Linked DNA regions of Homo sapiens: region 2 is linked to region 1. A link is an interaction called in ENCODE POLR2A ChIA-PET data of the cell type or tissue named here. Cell type or tissue: MCF 10A. All regions are shown on one strand. Links, peaks and the distances in the headings refer to the core of each region. The heading gives the core; the rest is flanking DNA.

Region 1 (5,383 bases), core at 309-5,308:
GCTCACTGTAACCTCTAATGCCTGGGCTTAGATGATCCTCCTGCCTCAGCCTTCTAAGTAGCTAGGACCACAGGCACACCACTACACCCAGCTAATTTTGTAAAAAAAATTTTTGTAAAGACAAGGTCTTGTTATGTTGCTCAGGCTTGTCTTGAACTCTTGGCTTCAAGTGATTCTCCCACCTTGGCCACCCAAAGAGCTGGGATTACAGTCATGAACCACCATGCCGAGCCCCCAGTTTCCATTTTAAAACAAAGAAAGGAAACGGATTTTAACCACCTATCTGATTAACCTATAAAGAATTACCCAGCAATGGTGTCTGAGAAAGTCTTGGATAGAGACCCCGCTGGGTTCTACATGGTGTTTAGTACTATCCAGATTCTAGGAATATTTGTGGAAGGTCACAAAATGGTTTACTGGAAAGATAATGTTGAATTGTATGTAGTCTCTGGTATTTCCTGGCTCTTTGGCCTTTTCCAAGTCCTTGCTCTTTTTGATTCCTTATTCCCTCATCTATAAAATCCTTTTCCTCACAGTATTTTGGCAAGGAACTGATGCATTTATGGCCATAAAAAGAACTTGCATGGAGGTACTGTGTGCTGAACACCAAGAGCCATGTTTTAATAGTTCAAGAAATGCTCCCTGAACTTAGTAAAATTACATTGCAATGAAGGCAGTGCATTTTGGTCGGTGTGTGTATTTGGTGCATATATGTCAGAAACCGGTGTGTTTAAGAGAGGTGTTGTGATCAAAGAAGCACATTTGGCAACTGAAGGTAACTGCAAGATAACATCCATCCTTTCTTGCTCTTCTCAAACATAATGAAGGGATACTCAGAAACAGTTCTTTACAAACCCTATTTTCTCCACCTATCCGCTTCCCCCTCCCATTGTTGGTTCCTGTCTATCTTTCTCTTTCAAGTGCCTCAGAAAACACTATTCCTTCAGCACTAGCCCTCACATCTCTCCAGTTTCTCCTGCTTCATTCTCACTTTCTCTCCATTCAGCTTTTCAGAGATCTAAACAAAGTCCTCTGGAAAATGCAGCTCCTGCTCAGTCCTCAGACTTCATCGTCAGAATACAGGGAGGGTATAAGGTGGAGATGAAGACACTAGCAGGGCAAATCCAGGACTTGCATCCATAGGGTGAGGAAGGGTGGGAACATTTGTGTATCAATATTTGTCTCATCACATGGTCACCTGTACCTAATGCTGCAGTATGACCTTACAAGATGCTATGGGATTTCATAGTAATGGCCACCAACTCCATCTGGAGAAGTCCTGGGAAACCTCCCACTGGAGGTCTTAGGCTTGGAACTTGGAGTTGAGAGCCAGTGCATTAGCATGACAGCATGAAGCAGTGCACTGTGAATTAGGGAAAAGAAAGACATCCTGGGTGACTGGAATGTCAGAGACTTGGGAAGTAAAAGATAAGTGAGGCTAGACAGGGTTTTGGGGGGCTGAATATGGTATGAGCTAGCTCAACCCAGAAAATCTCTATTCCCTTGTTTCAGATGGCTCCTTAAACCTGCTAGTTGCAAATGATACTTACCTCCTATGACCCTAAGGTGAGGGGTGTGAGATGATGTGGGTCACCCTGGGCAGCCAGGCCTGACCCCACAAAAACTACAGATGTATGCTGGTAGCACCTTCCGTTTTCACAGAAGGTAGTGTTTAATGTTTATTTTCCTGGTTTCACAGTCAGATCACTTTAGGTCACAAGGGACAGAAACCAAACTTAAAGTGACTGATGCAAAAAAGAATATCAGCTCATTTAACTGAGCAGTCAGTGACTGGGGAGGTGGGGTGGGTGTAGCACTGGCTTTAGGCCTGCACACAGGTGGTATGATGATTTCAGTAGAGTTCTCCCCACCCATGAGGTTCTCTCTCCTCTCTCTCCTGCTGTCCCTGGTCTTACCTTCTCTTGGGATAGGCCCCCTTCTTGTGCTTGCAGGAGGGCCCTCAGCAGCCATAAGCTTACATTCTGTTAACATAGTACCCCAGGAAAAGAGAGATTTCCATTTCCAGACACTCCTGCATGCCTCATGAGATTTCCTTGCTCTGAGGTGAGGCACATACCCATCCCTGAACTTTCTAACCATAGGAGGATGGATGGACTATGCTGATCGGCCAATTCTGGCTCAATTTGTACTGCTGTGGGAGCTACCCACAGAGACTGGGAGCAAGAGGCAGGCGGACACCCAGAGGAAAACCTAGGTACTATTACCAGAAGAGTGAATGGATCTTGAAGAGATTTAAACAACAGATGGCCCTAACATACAGCTTCCTTTTCATCTCATATTATCATACGGATGAGCAGTGAGAAAAACGACCCCACTAGAGATCATGAATGTCACAATCATTAGGGCTTTTTATGGAGGGGAGGGGAGAGGTAGAATGACTGCAAGGAAGTAAGTACAGCAGGAAAAGATTTGCAAAGCAGCCCAGCCACTTATTGTGTTTTTTTTTTTTTTTTTTTTTTTTAGTATCTTCTTTGCTGAGGAGTCTTAAGCAAGAAGAGAACTTGATTGCATCTAACTGCTTGTAAAAGTGTTCAAAAGACATTTCATCACACAATTTAGATGGGTAAACACCTGGGAGGTGAACACTATGCATCCAAAGTGACAAACAGGGTGGGAAAGCCTTTCTTCATATTGCAGTTATTTAGGCTTTAGCCATTGCAGCCTGTGTTCATTGCTTAAACTAGAAGGAGTTGTGTTAACTCAGGACAGATGGTGCTTAATACTGACCACACATGAAGACTGGTGGCCCCAGGCTCCAAGGTCAGACAGAAGGCAAGACAGATTTGCTTCCATATGGGATGGGTACCATTAGATGCTAGGATGCTGTAGCTTAGGAGTGAAATTACGGTATTATTTTGGCTACGTGGATATTATTGTTAATCTTGGTAATTTTAACAACCTTGTCATAGCAGGGCTCTCCCATTTACCTAATGCTTTCAGACACCTCTGTTCACTTTATCCTCACAATAGTCGTGTGCAATAAAGTTTGTTTATGTCCATTTCCATAGATACTGAGTGACTGACTCAAGATCTCAAAGCTTTATTGTGTTCGGGCCAACACTTGAGGGTTTGTATCCATGGCTTTGACTCAAAATCCAGGATTGTTTCTACCATTCCGTAATCACTTGCCCAATAGCCCTCCTCAGTTATTAAAGTGATGCATTTCTTTATGTGTCAGGCTCCATAATTAGACTGTCCACATTCAAGGCTTGGCTCACCTTTCTATCCATAGGAGACTTAGTAATCTTCCCCAGCCATCCTTGACCCCATCCTTTTATCTCCAATGCACATACACCCAATGATTCAATGCAGGAGGGAAGAAAATATTAAATATTTTATTCACATTTATTTTTAGATAACTAAACTTCAGTAATCTGTAAATACTTTTATTTTGAAATAATTCTCAGAAAGTTGCAAAGGTAATACTGAGAGCTCCTACATACCCTTCTCCCTGCTTCCCCTAGGGTTAATATATTACAAAATCATTGTACAATATCAAAACTAGGAAATTAACATTAATGCAGTGCTATTAGCAAAACTATAGACCTTATTCAAAATTCAGCAGCTTTTCCATGCATGTTGTTTTTTCCTGATCCTGGATCCTAGCCAGGATCTCACATTGCATTTAGTTGTCCTGTCTCCTCTAGTCTCGTCCTCCAGTCTGCCACAGTTCCTGTCATTGTCTTTCCTAGAGTGTCCTTCCATCTGAGTTTTCTGATATGTTTGCTTGATTAAACTGAGGTGGGCTTTTTTTTTTGTTTGTTTGAGACAGGGTCTGCCTCTGTCACCCAGGCTGGAGTGCAGTGGTGCGATCTTGGCTCACTGTAACCTCCGCCTCCTTGGTTCAAGCGATTCTCCTACCTCAGCCTCCCAAATGGCTGGGATTACATACATGTGTCACCACACATGGCTAATTATTGTATTTCTAGTAGAGATGGGGTTTCACCCTGTTGGCCAGGCTGGTCTCAAACTCCTGACCTCAAATGATCCACCCGCCTCAGCCTCTCAAAGTGCTGGGATTACAGGCATGAGCCACCATGCCTGACCTGAGGTTGGCTTTTTTGACAAGACCACAGAAGCGATGCTGTGCCCTTCTCAGTGCAGCATGTTGGGGGTAGGCGATATGGTGACATTACTGGTTATGCTTACTTTGATCACTCATTTAAGGTACTGTCTACTAGGCTCCTCCACTGCAAAACTCTTTTTCTCTTTGTAATAAGTATCTTGTGGGGAGACACTTTTAAGACTTTGCAAGTATCATGTTTCTCATCATACTTCTGCCCACCCAATTTAGCCTCCATTAATGATTTTTGCTTGCAACACCTATTACTGTGCTGTTTGCTTAATGACCTTGACTATTTTAATACATAAATTCTCTTTAGTGCTTTTACTTAGATGTCATGTTACATGGTCATATGCCAAATATATTTTTCCATTTTCTTTTCCTGTTTCTCTTCACACATGTACACATTTCTTACCCATTTACAATAATAGTTCGTGGACAAGTTTATAAATACGTTGCTCCTTTAAAAAAAAACACACACACAAAAATTTTTCGGGAAGCCTATCACTGACTTATAGAATTGACAGGCGGCTGTTTCCTCAGGCCACTGAGCTCCTGAGTGCTGTGTTTCCATTCTGTTTCATGAGCAGCTTCCTGAGGCGTCTTGCTCAGTGGGCAAATCAGCATGGCGGGGGCCAGCGTCTGGCAGCACCAGTCTCCATGCATCTTGGGAAGCAGATTACGGGAAGTGATGGATGCTGAGATCGGTTTTGACAGATCTCTAATTTTCTCTCTAATTGAAAGCTGTTGTTGGAGGTGGTTCTCAGTGGTGCCTCTTGTGGGAATTGAGTTTCCGTCACCTTCTGAGCCCTTGCAGCTTTCTTCTCCTGCTGGCCTCTGTGGACTCTGGGTACTAAGGGATGAGAAGGATGCCAGGGCAGAGGAGGAGCAGTCCAGCAATAATTGTATTCTAACCTGGGGAGGAAGAACCAAGTGTCTCTTCCGTAGATGGGAGTGGATTATCTGGCATTAAAGTTCACTTGTTAGTGCTAGGTTAGCAGTAAAAAGATGAAGTTTAAAAAAAAATTAAAGATTAAAAGGTGGGAGCAGAACCTATTCTCTTTTTCATAAATGATGGTTGTTTGCTTTCAAAGTGCCTTCCAGATAGGCAAAGAACATGAACAGAAAGAAAATGTAGAGAAGCGGAATCCACATGTAGATAGGGATATGAAAAGTTCAGCTCTTGAGCAGTAAGTGCAGTGCAGATTCAAGAAAGAGTGAGGTGCCGTTTTACCTGTTAAGTCAGCAAAGGCTTTTGCGGGGAGGGAGATTTGTTTGTTTTTTATTTGGTAACCACAA
Region 2 (5,383 bases), core at 237-5,236, 61 kb after region 1:
CTACAGGCACTGGAGTTGGAAAACAGAGCATGTAGATGCGGTAGAGGCCATAGACTTGTTGGGGAATGCTGCATAGGGCAGGATGCACATGCATTAGAGGAACGGCCCGTGACCACCAGCTGGGCGTCAGCCGGGAAATGTGGCTGACATCTCTCAAGAGGACCACCAATGACTAGGGCAGCTGGGTGCCATCTATTCACACCAAATGCACAAAAAAGAATCATGTTAGGTATCCCTGTTTTAAGTGTAATTCGAATGTGGGTTAGCTTTTTCTATAATAATACAGCATAACAATCCACTCCTAAGTGACCTGTAATGGTGATCCTTTCTTCCTTTTCATGTCAGCTTCTCTAGGATGGATTGGCCGAGGGGCTCTGTCTTAAGGTGTGAATTGAGCTATTTTTGTTCATGTGGGTTGGCCTCTCATCTGCTCCTTTGTGTTTAATCTGGTACCCAGGCTGCAAGAACAGCAACTACCTGGGGAAATTTTTCCTCACGTCAGGGAATGAAGTAACAGAGAGCAACGTGCAATGCTGATGTGTGCTCTAGGACTCGGCTTCTATCAGGGCTACTAACATCCTGTTAGCCAAAATGAGTCACATGTCCAAGCCCAACATCAGTGAGGGAGAGGGTAATCTTCCTAAGGAGGTATCTTGCAGAGAGTGAACATTCTTTTTTTTTTAGACAGAATCTCGCTCTGTCACCCAGGCTGGAGTGCAGTGGTGTGATCTCCGCTCACTGCAACCTCTACCTCCTGGGTTCAAGTGATTCTCGGTCCTCAGCCTCCTGAGTAGCTGGGATTACAGGTGTGTGCCACCACACCCAGCTAATTTTTGTGTTTTTAGTAAAGATGGGGTTTTACCATGTTGGCTAGGCTGGTCTTGAACTCCTGGTCTCAAGTGATCCGACCATCTTGGCCTCCCAAACTGCTGGGATTACAGGCATGAGCCAACATGCCTGGCCGAGAATGTATATTGTTGATCAATCATCTAATCTGCCACAAAGGCCAAAAAAGAGGCACATCTTATCTTTCCTATCATCTTCCTTGTCCCTAGGATCAGAGCAGGAAGCAGGAATTTCAGGGGTATTCATGAAGGAAGACCAGATTCTACTCCAAGCTTTTGGGCCACTCATAATGGTGGGATGGAGGAAAGAACGTTGATCAAAGTACAAAATAGAAGTTTTACAAAGATCAGGGCTTAGCTTTGAAAAACCAGAATGAGCTACTTCCAATAGTTGGAAGTTACTGAAAAATTATAGACTTGAATTAAGATGTTTGTTGAGACAGCTGTCCACCCAACAGGACAGGGGAGTTTGACACAGCACAGTTGAATGCTGAGATTGGTGAAAATGATGTCATTCCATATTTATACCTCCATGTACCCAAGACCCCTTGGTAACCTGTTACATAGGTTTGCTTTGATGTCATTGAGGGAAATGTTTTTGTAGATCTTTGTCTGGTGGGTAGTTGTAAGTACATTTCACGTGAGTTGTGCCTGAGGAAATTCACTGAGTTGGCAAAACAAAAAGGATCAAAACTGGATGTCTCTATGAAGTCTTTCCCTTACTCTACTGTAAGAGGTAGCTTCTCCTCTTTGTGATTCTAGTTGCCAATCTGTTCATGATAGATAACGCTGCCTTTTCATAGAGTAATATTCCTCAAAGTATGTTTCACAGGCCTCCAGTTTTGAATCATGTTAAAAAAGGCTCTCTGGCAGAGAGGATTCTATGGTGAAATGAATTTGGGAAAGAAATATAATAGTTATCTTCACTGCAGGTCTTCTCAGAGCCTTTAATATGCTAATGCTCATTGTAGATATCTAACAAGGGAAATAGTTTGTACTGATTTTTAAAATATAATTTTTACTAGAAACATTTTTTTTTCTTCAAGGAATACCAAATCTGCAAATGATGATGCAGCACATGCTGCCCTAGGGAATATATGGGATAAATTGTATTAAATTACTTTGGGTTTTGGGCAAAAGTGCTAAATAAGTTCATGGGTATTTTTTCATTTTTACTGAAGACTTCTCTTTAATAAGATCTGTTTAAAACAGATCACCTCCACTAAAATCTACATCAACTGTGAGCCTGGCAATAAAATCAGTTTCCAACCGGAAAATCTGCCAGTGGTAGGATCTGGGAGAAAATGTTGAAAGAAATAAAATCAATGAAACAGTTAACACATATCATGGTTGATTTTTCTCATTTCCAGGCTAAAGAATCATAGTTTTTTCCTACTGTGTAGCTAAGTTTTGTTTCAGACTAACCATCTCTGTTGAGAAATTTGATGGAATTGTTTGATTCTTGGCTCCATTAACACAGTTTTCCTCTCTTCTCAGCTGCAACTCCATTGCCAATCCCTCAGTGACATTTCTGGGCATATTCATTTTCTCTCACTCCATTTTTCTTTGCCCACAGCCCCAATCAATCAACAGCCCTGGAAAAGTCCTGCCATCTGTTTTATGCTATTGATCCTGTGTTGCCATGTTTTCTAAGGGAAGACTCTCAGCCATGTGGACGACATTCCTACACATATGTGGTTTCCTATTTTAGCTGGTCCTCTCTTCTACTTGTCAGCTTTGCCATGCCGAGTCTTCAAATGGGTCCTTCTTTCCCACTCCATTCCTTCCCTCAGCATAAAAAATTAGAGGTACTCATGGGTGATATCCTCAGCTTCATTCTCTTTCAATTCTAGACATACCTGCTTCATCGTTTCCCCCCCTTGCTTCTTTCTCATAAGGGCAGAGAAAGCCTGAAAACAACCCCCCATAATAAAAAAAATAGCTAATTGATTTAATATCCACAACTCCTTAAAGTAGGTACTATCATTATGTCTACTTTACAGATGAGGAAACTGAGGCACAAAGTAGTTAAATAATTTGCAAAGGTCACACAGTTAACCACACAGTGGTTAAATAATTTACAAAGGTCACACAGCCGGGATTTAATCCAGTAGTCTGGCTGCAGGATCCAGGCAATGTTTGTTTTTTTTTTTTCCCTCATTTCTACCAGCTTTTTTTTTTTTTTTTCAAACAGCTTTGTTGAGCTTTGATTCACATGGCATAAAATTCTCCCTTTTAAAATGTACAATTTAGTGGATTCTAGTATATTCACAGAGTTGTGCAACCAACACCAGTATCCAATTCCAAAATATTTTCATCACCTCAGAAGAAACTTTGTGTCTAATAACAGTCATTCCCCCATTGTCCCATGCTAACCACTAACCCACTTCCTGACTCTGGATTTGCCTATTCTGGGCATTTCATATAAATGGAATGATACAACATGTGTCTCTTTGTGGCTGCCTTCTTTTCCTTAACATAATGTTTTAGAGGATCATCCATGTTGTAGCAGGTATCAGTATTTCATTTCTTTTTATTGCTGAAAAATATTCTCTTGTATGGATATACAACATTTTGTTTATCCATTTATCAGCTGATGGACATTAGGATTGCTTTTACCTTTTGGCTGTTGTAAAGATGCTGCTGTTAATATCATGTCCAAGTTTTTGTGTATATGTATATTTTCATTTCTCTTGGGTATATGCTTAGGAATGAAATTGCTGGGTCACATGGTAACTACAGATTTAACATTTTGAGGACCTGTCAAATGGTTTCCAAAGCAGTTGTACCATTTTACAATTCCACCAAGAATGTCTGAGGGTTCACATTTTTCCATATCCTTAACAACACTTGTCTTTTCATTATTGCATGCCAGTATGTATAAAGTGGTATCTCATGGTTTTTATTTATGCTTCCTTAATGACTAATGATGTTTTACATCTTTTCATATGTTTATTGGCCAATTGTATATCTCGTTTGCAGAAATACTCATTAAAATCTTTGCCTTTTTTTGTTTTTTTGAGATGGAGTCCCGCTCTGTCTGTCGCCCAGGCTAGAGTGCAGTGGCGCAATCTTGGTTCACTGCAACCTCTGCCTCCTGGGTTCAAGAGATTCTCCTGCCTCAGCCTCCTGAGTAGGTGGGACTACAGGCACATGCCACCACCCCTGGCTAATTTTTTATATATTTAGTAGACACAGGGTTTCACCATGTTAGCCAGGATGGTCTCGATCTCCTGACCTCATGATCTGCCCACGTTGGCCTCCCAAAGTGTGGGATTAAAGGTGTGAGCCACCACGCCTGGCCGTCTGTTGCCATTTTTAATTGGATTATTTTTCTTTTTGTTGTTTAGTTGTAAGAGTTCTTTTTATATTCTAGATACAAGTCTCTTATCGAATATATGATTTACCAATATTTTTCTCCTCTTCTTTGGTTGTTTTTTTTACTTTCTTGAAACACAAAAGTTTTTTAACTTTGATGAAGTCCAATTTGTCTATTTTTTCTTTTGTTTATGATTTTGATTTTATATCTAAGAAACTGTTGTCTAATGTGAGGTCATGAAGACTCACTCCTATGTTTTCTTCTAAGAGTTTTATAGTTTCAGCTCTTACATTTAGGTCTCTAATTCATTTTGAGTTAATTTTTTATGTAGTATAAGGAAAGAACTCAATTTCATTCTTTTGCATGTGAATTTCAGTACATCTTATAGGGCATATCTGCTAGCAATAAATTATCTCAATATTGGTTTATCTGGGGATGTCCTAATTTCTTCTTTGTTTGTAAGGATAGTTTTGCTGGATTCTTGGTTGACAGTCTATTCCTTCAGCACTTTGAAAATGCCATCCCACTACTTTCTGGCCTTCATGATATAAGATAAGAAATAAACTCTTCATATTATAGAGGATCCCTTGCACATGATGAGTCACTTTTTTCTTGCTGCTTTCACATTTCCGTCCTTGTCTTTGCCTTTTGACAGTTTATGGTGTGCCTAGAAGTAGATATTTTTTAATCTATTCCATTTGGGTTTTGTTGAGCTACTTGGATGTGTAGATTAATTAATATTCCTCATTAAATTTGGGAAGTTCTTGGCCATTACTTCTTCATGTATTCTTTCTGCTCCTTTCTTTCTCACCTCTCCTTCTGGGATTCCCCTTATGTATGTGCTGATATACTGAATAGTGTCCTGCATGTCTCTGAGGCTTTGTTCATTTTTCTATATTTTTTTCTTCTTCTTGTTCCTCAGACTAGATCATCTCAATTGGTCTGTCTCCGGCTTGCCAGCTCAAATTTGTTCTTCAACCCTCTGGTATCATTTTTCTTTCTGTTATTATGCTTTCAGCTTAAGAGTTTTAATTTATTTGGGGTTTTTTGCTTGTTTGTTTTGTTTTTTACACTTTTTATCTTTTCATTTATATTCTGCATCTATTTCATTGTTCATGAAAACAATGAGTTCATGAGAACTTTCCTTTAGTTCTTTAGATGTCGTTTTCTTTAGTTCTTTGAACATATTTATAGTAGTTGATTTACAGTCTTTGTCCTG

Evidence for each region. ChIA-PET counts read pairs that join two places held together with the same protein. Peaks named below come from ENCODE experiments on the same cell type or tissue, not always from the same donor. Only the 100,000 strongest peaks of a DNase experiment are listed, where the experiment ranks them.
Region 2: POLR2A ChIA-PET joins it to region 1 with 5 read pairs; 5 of 35 experiments call an interaction of 5 or more read pairs at or near these places.

What each region holds. Positions count from the first base shown.
Region 1 is chr3:64,359,911-64,365,293 of GRCh38, reverse strand. No RefSeq gene overlaps it. Among named protein-coding and RNA genes, the nearest start is that of PRICKLE2-DT, 83 kb to the left of the region's middle. In MCF 10A, for the core only: no CTCF peak of the experiment used is centred there; a DNase peak (open chromatin) is centred at 3,093.
Region 2 is chr3:64,298,782-64,304,164 of GRCh38, reverse strand. No RefSeq gene overlaps it. Among named protein-coding and RNA genes, the nearest start is that of PRICKLE2, 76 kb to the right of the region's middle. In MCF 10A, for the core only: no CTCF peak of the experiment used is centred there; a DNase peak (open chromatin) is centred at 3,204.